Regions from separate parts of the Homo sapiens genome. Here region 1 is linked to region 2. A link is a loop called in an ENCODE intact Hi-C map of the cell type or tissue named here. Cell type or tissue: PC-9. All regions are shown on one strand. Links, peaks and the distances in the headings refer to the core of each region. The heading gives the core; the rest is flanking DNA. Region 1 overlaps SLC9D1 (solute carrier family 9 member D1). Region 2 holds the start of TFDP1 (transcription factor Dp-1).

Evidence for each region. A loop is a pair of places that touch in the nucleus more often than their neighbours do. Peaks named below come from ENCODE experiments on the same cell type or tissue, not always from the same donor. Only the 100,000 strongest peaks of a DNase experiment are listed, where the experiment ranks them.
Region 1: it touches region 2 in a loop (6-fold over the local background); 2 of 110 quality-filtered maps call a loop at or near these places.

Annotation. Positions count from the first base shown.
Region 1 is chr13:113,531,126-113,536,493 of GRCh38, forward strand. SLC9D1 (solute carrier family 9 member D1) reads left to right here. Exons shown (of 13, transcript NM_017905.6): 9 at 2,920-3,115. Among named protein-coding and RNA genes, the nearest start is that of SLC9D1, 43 kb to the left of the region's middle. In PC-9, for the core only: no CTCF peak of the experiment used is centred there; DNase peaks (open chromatin) are centred at 1,186, 2,636 and 3,296; H3K4me3 peaks cover 1,495 bases; H3K27ac peaks cover 2,337 bases.
Region 2 is chr13:113,581,226-113,586,593 of GRCh38, forward strand. It overlaps TFDP1 (transcription factor Dp-1), which reads left to right and starts at 3,528. Exons shown (of 12, transcript NM_007111.5): 1 at 3,528-3,663; 2 at 4,549-4,624. The coding sequence starts at 4,613. RefSeq lists enhancers at 1,377-2,350, 2,351-3,322, 5,300-5,368 and silencers at 3,291-3,620, 3,991-4,360. In PC-9, for the core only: no CTCF peak of the experiment used is centred there; a DNase peak (open chromatin) is centred at 3,316; H3K4me3 peaks cover 1,809 bases.

The DNA of each region.
Region 1 (5,368 bases), core at 310-5,309, 50 kb before region 2:
TTGGTCACCGCAGCGCCCAAGAACCAGGATGGCCGTGGAGTCAGTGTGAGAACCGGGACAGCCCTTGCATCTGGCTGAGCAAATGATGGTGCGTCCCGCCAGGGAGCCCTTCCTCACCTGTCCGCTGGCCAGACATGCTGATGGGAAGCTTGTCCACTCACCTGTCCGCGGGCCAGACGTGCTGATGGGAAGCTTGTCCACTCACCTGTCCGCAGGTCAGATGTGCTGATGGGAAGCTTGTCCAAACACGCTGAGACAGTCAGAACAGCCGTGGACACGGCGCCCCGTATGTGCAGATCAAGAGCAGCACACGCGTGGACCTGCAGGTGGCACGGCGCCCTGTACATACAGATCAAGAGCAGCATGCGTGTGGACCTGCAGGTGACACGGCGCCCCGTACGTGCAGATCAAGAGCAGCACACGCGTGGACCTGCAGGTGGCACGGCACCCCGTACATGCAGATCAAGAGCAGCACACGCGTGTGGACCTGCAGGTGGCACGGCGCCCCGTACGTGCAGATCAAGAGCAGCACGCGTGTGGACCTGCAGGTGACACGGCGCCCCGTACATGCAGATCAAGAGCAGCACGCACGTGGACCTGCCGGTGGCACGGCGGCAAGCCGGAATCCTGAGAAACTTGTCACGGTGATTGTCTTTCAAAGAGGTCAGAGTTGAGCGCACTGTGGCTTCTGATTGGCATCTTTCTGAGCCCTCATCACTGTGCATTTAATGGACACTGTGGGAGTCTTCTGGGAATTAGACCTAAATCCAAACCCTGGGGATGGTGGCTGTGGAGAGCTTGTGTAGCCGTTAGGGGCTTGGTCCTGGAGCCAGATACCTGAGTTGTCCCCAGCTCTCTGCACTGGGCGTGTGGCCTGGAGCAGATCACCTGGTCTCTGCCCCTGTTCTCATCTGTGACGTAGCAGTGGGGATCGTACAGCTCTTACCAGGCTGCCATAATAGGTGGCACACAGTGCTCTGCACACAGTGCTCTAGGGGCTCAGGATGCAAGGGTGAGCTCAGCAGAGGACGTTCCCCATGTGGGGAGCTGCTGTTGTGTTTTGGAGAGGCAATGAATGAATGATGCACAAATGAGTGGTAGACAAGACATCCGCAGCAGGGAACCGCCCTGCGAATGATTCAAACAGGAAGAGGAGCTGGTGAGCAGCCGTGAGCCCCCAGACGCACAGGCTCTACCTTTGGAGATGTGGCTGGAATTTGAGGAATGCAGCTAAGCCTGTTGGGAGAAGAGTCTAGGGTAGGGACCTCCCAGGCAAGGGGCTCTGTGGCCTGTGTGGGTGGGCTGGGGCAGTGGAAGGGCATGGCAGGGCAGAGAAGCCTGGGTTCCATCCCAGCGTCCAGGAGCTGATTGAGGGTCCTGATGAGCTGTCTGGGCCTCTGTGTGGAGAGCAGATGGATCAGGAGGAGGCCACTGGAGCTGTGGGGGAAGGGGTGGCAGCCCAGGCAGGGACCACGGTGCTGGGCCCAGGGCCAGACGTGGGCCTGGCAGTGTGGCAAAGCTGTCAGGAGTGCGGCAGGCCTGGTCTGCTTGGCCGTGAGTCTGTCTCCGTTCCTGCCAGGGCTGCAGAAAGGGGCCTCTCTCTGAGTCGCGGACTTGGGCCCTGCAGTGAGCTCTGAAGGACGCTGCCTCCCTCCTTCTAAGTCGCAGACGTGGGCCCTGCAGCGAGCTCTGAAGGACGCTGCCTCCCTCCTGAAGTCGCAGACGTGGGCCCTGCAGCGAGCTCTGAAGGACGCTGCCTCCCTCCTACTGAAGTCGCAGACGTGGGCCCTGCAGCGAGCTCTGAAGGACGCTGCCTCCCTCCTGAAGTCGCAGACGTGGGCCCTGCAGCGAGCTCTGAAGGACGCTGCCTCCCTCCTGAAGTCGCAGACGTGGGCCCTGCAGCGAGCTCTGAAGGACGCTGCCTCCCTCCTGAAGTCGCAGACGTGGGCCCTGCAGCGAGCTCTGAAGGACGCTGCCTCCCTCCTACTGAAGTCGCAGACGTGGGCCCTGCAGCGAGCTCTGAAGGACGCTGCCTCCCTCCTGAAGTTGCAGACGTGGGCCCTGCAGCGAGCTCTGAATGATGCTCCTTCACAGCTGCTTCTGTGGCCGTTGTTGATCCCTTCATTCCATCCCTTCATTCCATCCCTTCATTCCATCCCTCTCTGCTTCAAGCCCAGCTCTGCTGTGGTTCCCCGAAGGAATCATGGCAGTTTGAGATTTGCGTTTCCAGCACTTCTGCTTTAAGCCAGACTGCAGAGGCTGACGCCCTTGGGAATCATAGGTTTCCTCCACCGAGGAAACTTTCACCAGAATTGTGGCCTGAGTGGTGGAAGGCTAAGGTTAAATATAGGTATATTTGTGAAGACGGCAGATAGTGGATGTCCGCTGGCTGAGATGGTGATCTATTCTGAGATCTGGGTAGTATATTCTAAACAGAACATAGCAAAGGATCACTTTCTCTGTGTCTGAATCACAGACACAGACCTCAGAGCTGGCTGCCTCGGGAGTGCCTTGCTGACGGTCGCTGGAGTTCGTCCATCAGGCGACTGCGGTGGGGCACGGAGAGCAACCGCTGCCTGGCGGAGACTTTGATGTGCGGCTGAGGCCTGGCGAGGAATTTTATCGTCAGGCATCAGCTGAGATAGGAACGCTGTCAGTCGAGAATTTTCACATTCTAGAATACGCATTCACCCCAGAGTATTGACTGCAAACCAATGCAGCTTCCACCTTTGGCTCAACACAACTTAATTTCTGAGATGAGTATGATTCATAGGTGTTTTTGTATTTGAAAATAAAGATGTGTATGATTCAGGTAATTTATTTTGTAGCATGTTAAAGAAAAAAACTGAAAGATTATTTTATTGAGTTTTAGAGAACTGTGTTTTGGAAGTGAAATCACGTCTCTTTTTTCTTTCCCAGCATTGTCGTGGAAGTTCTCCGAATCCTGGTTTTGATTGGTCAGATTCTTTTTTCACTAGCGGCGGTTTTTCTTTTATGTCTTGTTATAAAGAAGTATCTCATTGGACCCTATTATCGGAAGCTGCACATGGAAAGCAAGGGGAACAAAGAAATCCTGATCTTGGGAATATCTGCCTTTATCTTCTTAATGTTAACGGTAATTCTCAAACTATGTGTTATTTATGTAATCTGATACATAATCTCTTTCACTGAAATCTTGTGATCCATTCTTTACCTTTCCATTTTAATAATGGTTAAAATATTTGAAACATTTACTAGTATTTTTTATTTTATACACACTTTCTTATACTACCCATCAAAATATAATACAGGGAGCTAAACCCGTTTAACTGGTTTGACTCATACTCTTAAGCACTTTGCTAAAATAGTGTTTGTGAGTATTTCATTAAAAACAAATCCGTGGGCCGGGTATAGTGGCTCACACCTGTAGTCCTAGCATGTGGGGAAGCTGAGGCAGGAGAATCACTTGAGCTCAGAAGTTTGGGAGCAGCCAGGACAACAGAGTGAGAACCCCTCTGCTACAAAAAATAGAAAAACCAGCTGGGGCGTGGTCGCGCTCATGTATAGACCAGCTGCTGGAGAGACTGAGCTGGGAGGATGGCTTGAGCCCAGGAGGCCAAGGCTGCAGGGAGCTGTGGTCGCACCACTGCACTCTAGCCTGGGTGACAGAGCAAGACCCCATATCAAAAAAAAACGGCCGGGTGTGGTGGCTCACGCCTGTCATCCCAGCACTTTGGGAGGCTGAGGCGGGTGGATCACAAGGTCAGGAGATCGAGACCATCCTGGCTAACATGATGAAACCCCGTCTCTACTAAAAGTACAAAAAAAATTAGCTGGGTGTGGTGGCGGGCGCCTGTAGTCCCAGCTACTCAGGAGGCTGAGGCAGGAGAATGGCGTGAACGCGGGAGGCGGAGCTTGCAGTGAGCCAAGATCGTGCCACTGCACTCCAGCCTGGGCGACAGAGCAAGACCCCATATCAAAACAAACAAAACTGTGATGATAAAAAGCGCCATAAACACTAATATCAAACCATGCTACTCTGTCTTAAATTTTCAAATAGCTTTGCACCTGAAATACAAAATTAAGTTTGGAAAAACAGTTTTTAACTGTGTTGCTCACAAGCTAATTAACTGTATAAGTTCTGCCATGTGAAAGGTTAAAAAATAAAGTTCATTTTGGAAAGTGGGCTTCTGCTTACCGAGACGACAGTCTTTACATGAGAGTGGCGGGAGATGCTCCTGGACCCCCATAGAGTCTCAGTAGTCCTGACAGCGCACCTGGGCACCGTCACCATTGTCCCAACAGTGCACCTGTGCACCGTCACTGTTCAGCCCGGCAGGTGCTCTTCCTGCTGTTTATCCCAGAGAAATGAAGCCGTGTTCACACAGTAGCCTGTACACAGGTGTTTATAGCAGCTTTATTCGTATTAGCCATAAACAGTCCAAAGGTACTTCAGTGGGTAAATAAATGTTCAACAAACTGAGCTATGTCCATACCACGGAACGCCACCCAGCAGTAAAACCACCGGCACACACCTCCGAGAACTGCGCAGAGTGGGCAGGCAGCCCCCAAAGGCTGCGTACTGTGTGGTTCTTTTTATGTCACATTTATGAGGCGAGAAGATTCTGAAGTTGAGGAAAGGCTCGTGGTTCCCAGGAATTGAGGATGGGCAGTCTGGGGAGGGGCTGGGGATGGCACTCGCTGTCTTCGCTGTGTCTGTATCGGCACCTGAGTGGGGGTCTGGGGAGGGGATGGGGATGGCATTCGCTGTGTTTGCTGTGTCTATATCGGCACCTGAGTCGGGGTCTGGGGAGGGACTGGGGATGGATGGCACTCGCTGTCTTTGCTGTGTCCGTATCAGCACCTGAGTGGGATCTTGTGCTGTAATTTGGCAAGATGTTACCATTGGGGAAACTAAAGGGTAATGAGGACTTTGTATTACTCTTAAAACTGCAGGTTAATATATAATTATCTCAAAATAAAAAGTTTCCGGCTGGGCGCGGTGGCTCACGCCTGTAATCGCAGCACTTTGGGAGGCCGAGGTGGGTAGATCTTCTGAGGTCAGGAGTTCGAGACCAGCTTGGCCAACATGGTGAAACCCCGTCTCTACCAAAAATACAAAAATTACCTGGGCATGGTGGCGCCTGCCTGCAGTCCCAGACACTTGGGAGGCTGAGGCAAGAGAATCACTTGAACCCAGGAGGCAGAGGCAGAGTTGATAGAGCAAGACTGCCTCAAAAAAAAAAAAGTTTCCATTTAAAAAAAGTAAATTAACAAAAATTGTTTCTTATATATAATTGCCTGCTAATGTTTTGTAAACCTGGGAGGAAATTATGATTTGCTTCTGGTTGTAGTGATTTTAACTATTTCAAGAGTGTGACTTATTTAA
Region 2 (5,368 bases), core at 267-5,266:
AATGAATGCGACAGTCTTTAAGACAGAAATAATATTATAGCATGCTAATGTGGCAGGATCACAACTGACTTTCCTTCCAAGAGGGAGAACTTGGGATTTGACCGGGAATTTTAAAAAGGAGCAATAACGCAGTAGGAGAGAGACAAAAAATGTCTTTGTGTCTGGGGGTGGTGGGGGGACTTAGGAGTGTTGATCTGTGAGAGCAAAGGAGAGCCACACGGGACAGACCTGGAGGTTGGGAAAGCGCACAGATTTTCCTGTGTTTTATGATACACTCAAATACACAGAGCAAAGTTTTCTAGAGATGCCTTTATTGACATTTTACTAAAGATCAAGAAAATGCCATTTACGCATATCCAGGAATATTATTTTTTAACTTTCCCCATAAATTCCATGAGTCCCTGCCTCCTGCTTGTCCTCCCACTGAAGGCCTCTTGCCATAGTGATGGAAGAAGGCAGAAAATAGGAGATGGTTGGAGAAAAGACCAATGTCATCGAGGAGGGAAACAAAAGACAATCTGGATATGTAATCAGCAGATTTAGAATTAAAACAGGGTTAGAAAATTCTCTCTCTCTGAAAGAGAGGACAGTTTAATGGGGGTGTGGAATTGGTGGGGAGAGTTTGCACCATGCCTGGAGACTCTGGAGCAGACACACACACAGCTTTTGCGAGATGAAGACTTTTCCTGGGAAGGACACGTTCACTTCTAGTAAAACACAGCACAGGCCATTTCCATGTAATATTTGGGACGGTAGCTGAATCTGGTGCCCACATGCACAAAACAAGACAGTATCTGGCCCCAACCATAGGGCTGAACCCAGCCTCTGGCATGTGGTGCAAGTCAACACCTGAACGAGTGCATCATTCAAAGAACCCTATCTCCTAAACAGCCCAGGCTCCAGAGATACAGGGAGGCCAAAGGCTTAGATAAATTCCGAGGGTTATGGGCTTATTTAGGAAGTTTGCATTTCAGCAACCCAATCGAGAGACTGCAAGGCAAGGCAGTGGCTAAAAATATTTGGATCATCAACCAAAATTTTAGAGGGAATTCTGTTAACTTTTGTTAAGAGAAACGAGGGCTTTCTGTGGAACATGTGGCTATGGAGAGGAAAAAGGGAGTAACTTTTTGCCCTTTTCCTAAGCCACACAGAGCACCGTGAGCATTCATTGCCGCAGTGCCTCGTGCGCGTTCGGAGTATCTCAGTACAGTGATTTTTGTGCAGAAACTTCTTTGAATAATATTAGTTATCAGCCATATAAACATTGTTGAATTATCAGAATCCTGAATTTGTGGGGAAGACGTTTAAGACCCCAATTTTGGACCCTACGTGTGTATCCTCCTAACTGGAGCCCCCAGGTCTCAGGGAGAAGTCCCCAGAGGCTGGGAGGGTGTCACTGTTGCCATCAGGGCTCAAATACTGACATTTAGGAACACATAAAGAATCCCTGTGAAACAGAAGGAACGGACCTAGGAAGATAGGGCCATTTGAGGAACATCAGTGTTCTCTAAGTATCTATTTGTGTGAACCAGCTCGCAGAAAGTGAGCGTTTCTGGTAGTCTTCAAAGAAGAAACGGGTGCTAACTTGTAAGCAGTTTAAGCCAAGTGACCAGAGCTTTAGGGGGTGCGGCGTTGCCTGAGGGGCAGGAGTGGCCAAAATCAGCATAAAACGTGCAAAGTGGGCTGTCATGTAATAATACACCGCACAGGCAGAGAGGCCTTTGGTCAGCTCCTCAAGTCCTCTGTAGATGTTCCTTACCCTCGGCGCGCACCAGCCTCTGCCGCCTGCTGTGGCCCTGAACTTCGGACTCTTCTCTGGCCTAGCCCGCCCTTGGCTGGGGTGCTCGGGCCTGGCCCTAGCGGCGGGGCCCTCCAGGGTGGATTAAGTCTCCAAGACTCCGGGACCACCAGGCTCACCATGCAATGAAACTGTTTCTGGAGTTTTCCTGTCCCTGCTTTCCCTCCCGAGTCCCGGGCCAGGCTGCGTCCGGTGGGCACCGAGGACGCCCAGAATTGTTGGGAATCTGGGCGGAGGCCCGTCGTGGGCTTGGAGGCCACCGGGTCCAGCAGAGGCAGAGGCCTCTGTGCCACGCACGCACACACACCTGCTCTCCTCCGTGTGTCCACATACACACGTCTATGCACACACCTGCTCTCCATACATGCACAGCCCCACACACAGTCGGCCCTTTATGTGCACACACACTCGTGCACACAAGCGGCCCCCTCTCCTCCGTGCATACAGGCGCACACACAGCTGGCTCTCCTCTTTGAGCACACACACTCAAGCACACACCCGGCCCCGCTCTTCCAAGTGCACACACACTCCTGCACACACTAGTCCCTGCTCCCCCCCCCACACTCGCGCACACAGCCGGCACTCTCTGCTCCCTGCACACAAACACACATCCTGACATACCCGGCCCCCTACCTGCTGCCCCATGTGCACACACACTAGTGCACACACCAGTCCCCGCTCCCTCACATGCACACACACTAGTGCACACACCAGTCCCCGCTCCCTCACATGCACACACACTAGTGCACACACCAGTCCCCGCTCCCTCACATGCACACACACGAGTGCACACACCAGTCCCCGCTCCCTCACATGCACACACTAGTGCACACACCAGTCCCCGCTCCCTCACATGCACACACTAGTGCACACACCAGTCCCCGCTCCCTCACATGCACACACTAGTGCACACACCAGTCCCCGCTCCCTCACATGCACACACACGAGTGCACACACCAGTCCCCGCTCCCTCACATGCACACACACGAGTGCACACACCAGTCCCCGCTCCCTCACATGCACACACACGAGTGCACACACCAGTCCCCGCTCCCTCACATGCACACACACGAGTGCACACACCAGTCCCCGCTCCCTCACATGCACACACACGAGTGCACACACCAGTCCCCGCTCCCTCACATGCACACACACTAGTGCACACACCAGTCCCCGCTCCCTCACGTGCACATGCACTAGTGCACACACTAGTCCCTGCTCCCCCACGTGCACACACACTCTTGCACACAGCCGGCCCCGCTCCCCCACGTGCACACACCAGCTCCCGCTCCCCCACATGCACACACACTCGTGCACATAGCCGGCCCCGCTCCCCCATGTGCACACACACTCTTGCACACAGCCGGCCACCTCTCTCTCCGGACACACACAGTCAGAGGCGCGCACAAACACAGTCCCTTGGCCGCCGAGCGCACGCCGCGCGCGCGCACTGCCCGTCCCGGCGCAGGCCCCAGCTACATCTCCGCACGCGCACGCGCACACACGGACACGCGCGCACAGCCCCTCCCCGCTCTCCCAGGGCGCGCAGCACTGGCGGGAGGAGCGGGAGACCGAGGAGCAGCAGAAGAGGAGGAGGAGGGCGCCGAAGGCGCGAAAAGGCGCGCAGGCGCGCTGCGCGGAGCGGGCCCGCCGCCGCCCACGTCACCGCGCCGCGCGCACGTCACGCCGGCCCGACGCTCGGCCAGGGTGAGCCCCGCGTCCCGGCGCCACTCGGCCCAGGGCAGGGACCCCGCCACGGCCGGGACCGCCCGGCCCGGCCCCAGCCCGCGCCTCTCCGCGCCGCCCCGCGCTCCGCACCGCGCCCTCTCCGCGTCCCCGCCCGCGCGGCCGGACCGGGCAGCCAGGTGCGGGTGGGCAGGGGATGCCGCGGGAGCCGCGGGCGGGAGCCGGGGGTGCGGGCGGGACCCCCGGCCACCCCATCCCTTGCCCCGGCCGCGTGTAGGCGCCGCGCGGCCCCGACCCGCGCCCTCCCGCGCCCTGCGCGCTCCTGTGCCTCGGGGACCCCGCGCGCTCGGCGCTGGTAGGGGCTCCCCAGGTGACCGCGGGGCGGGGGTCCCGGGCCCGGCCCTCCCGGCCGACAGCAGCGTCCGCGCCCCACGCTGGAGGTGGGGCCGGGGCCGGGGCCGGGGCTGGGGCCAGGGTCGGCCGGAGCGCGCAGGGCGGGGGAGGGGAGGCCGCCCCACGGCGGCCCGCGGGGACCCGGTTCCGGCGCGCGCGGGAGGCGCCTCGTGCGGAGGCGGCCCGAGGCCTAGTGACAGGCGCGCGGCGCGGACCCCGGAAGCCCACCTGTCAGAGTTACCGGTCAGCCGGGCGGGCGCCGCCGGGGTCTGGGGTGGACGCCGCGAGCCTGCACGTTGCGCCGGGACCCCGGGGCTGTGCCCAGGTGGGTGGTGGGGCACCCCCCTGCAGCGGCGGGAGGGAGGCGCTGCGCCCTGGCTCCTGGGGCTCGGCCCCACCCTCGGCCGCTGGGCGGGCCGTCGGGGACCTGGGGGTAGTGGTGGTGACCCTGCGGGCCCGCGGGCCACTTTTCCGCAGGGGGCATTTCCGTCTGGCGAGGCGACTGAAAATCCTGAGTGTGGGAGTCGGTTTGGCCAGCTCCGCTCTCAGGATGGAGGGTGCCTTTGGGAAGGAAGGTCCGCGTTTCCTTTGAGATGTGTTATTTTTTAAACTTCGTTTTTCATTCTTACTTATTTCTTGTTTTTCCTTACTTTTTTTTTTTTTTTTACCAGAAAAATCATTTTTCTTCTCTGGGAAGGTGAACATTTGTAGCATTGATTTCCCGGATCTGGTAACATGGCAAAAGATGTAAGTATGTTTGCTTCATGCTGCACACGAATGTTTGCCTCGCACTAAATTCTTTGTAGTTCTCTGCCTTTATTTCAGAATGACAACACATAAGCTACAGTAGTGTTTATTTTCAGACTTTTAAAGCGTCTGAAGCGGGATGAAGGTGAAAGATGGAAGGATCTGATCTCTGAAGCTGCGGTCACCACCCACAAGTTGTGGCCTTGGATACCACACTGCAGTTGGGTGGTGATGGGGTGGTGCCTTCTGACTTTTTCCTTATCTTTACCGACTGTGTTAATTGATAATTTTAAATAAACGCCTTAATTAAATTGAGGTGGAGGGTGTTGCAGCACCGCAGCGAATCCTGCATTTCTTGGGGGGCTTCCACATGAGACGCTGGACGGGGGCCAGGCTCAGGGCTCAGGCTGTAGCCACCTGCTGGCACCTGTCTTCCTACAGAGGAAGTTAATTCCACTTGGGTGGACCAAGAGCTAAGGACTTGTTTTGGCCACTTTTTTTCTCAGAAGGATGAGATTTCCTGATTTATGAAATCTGGTAAAAAATGCTACTTAGCCTGCTTTGCAGTTGTCATGAAACTATAGAATATTTTGAAAATTTTTTAAAGCCAGAAATTTAGTCTATTTTATTGGTGTGCGGTTCTTTACCGTGCTTGGTTATGTCAGTCACTGAAACACCAGCTGGATTCTTTAGTGTTTCCCACCGTGCATCGTTTTGTAACTGAGTGAAAGGTGCTGTTGATGT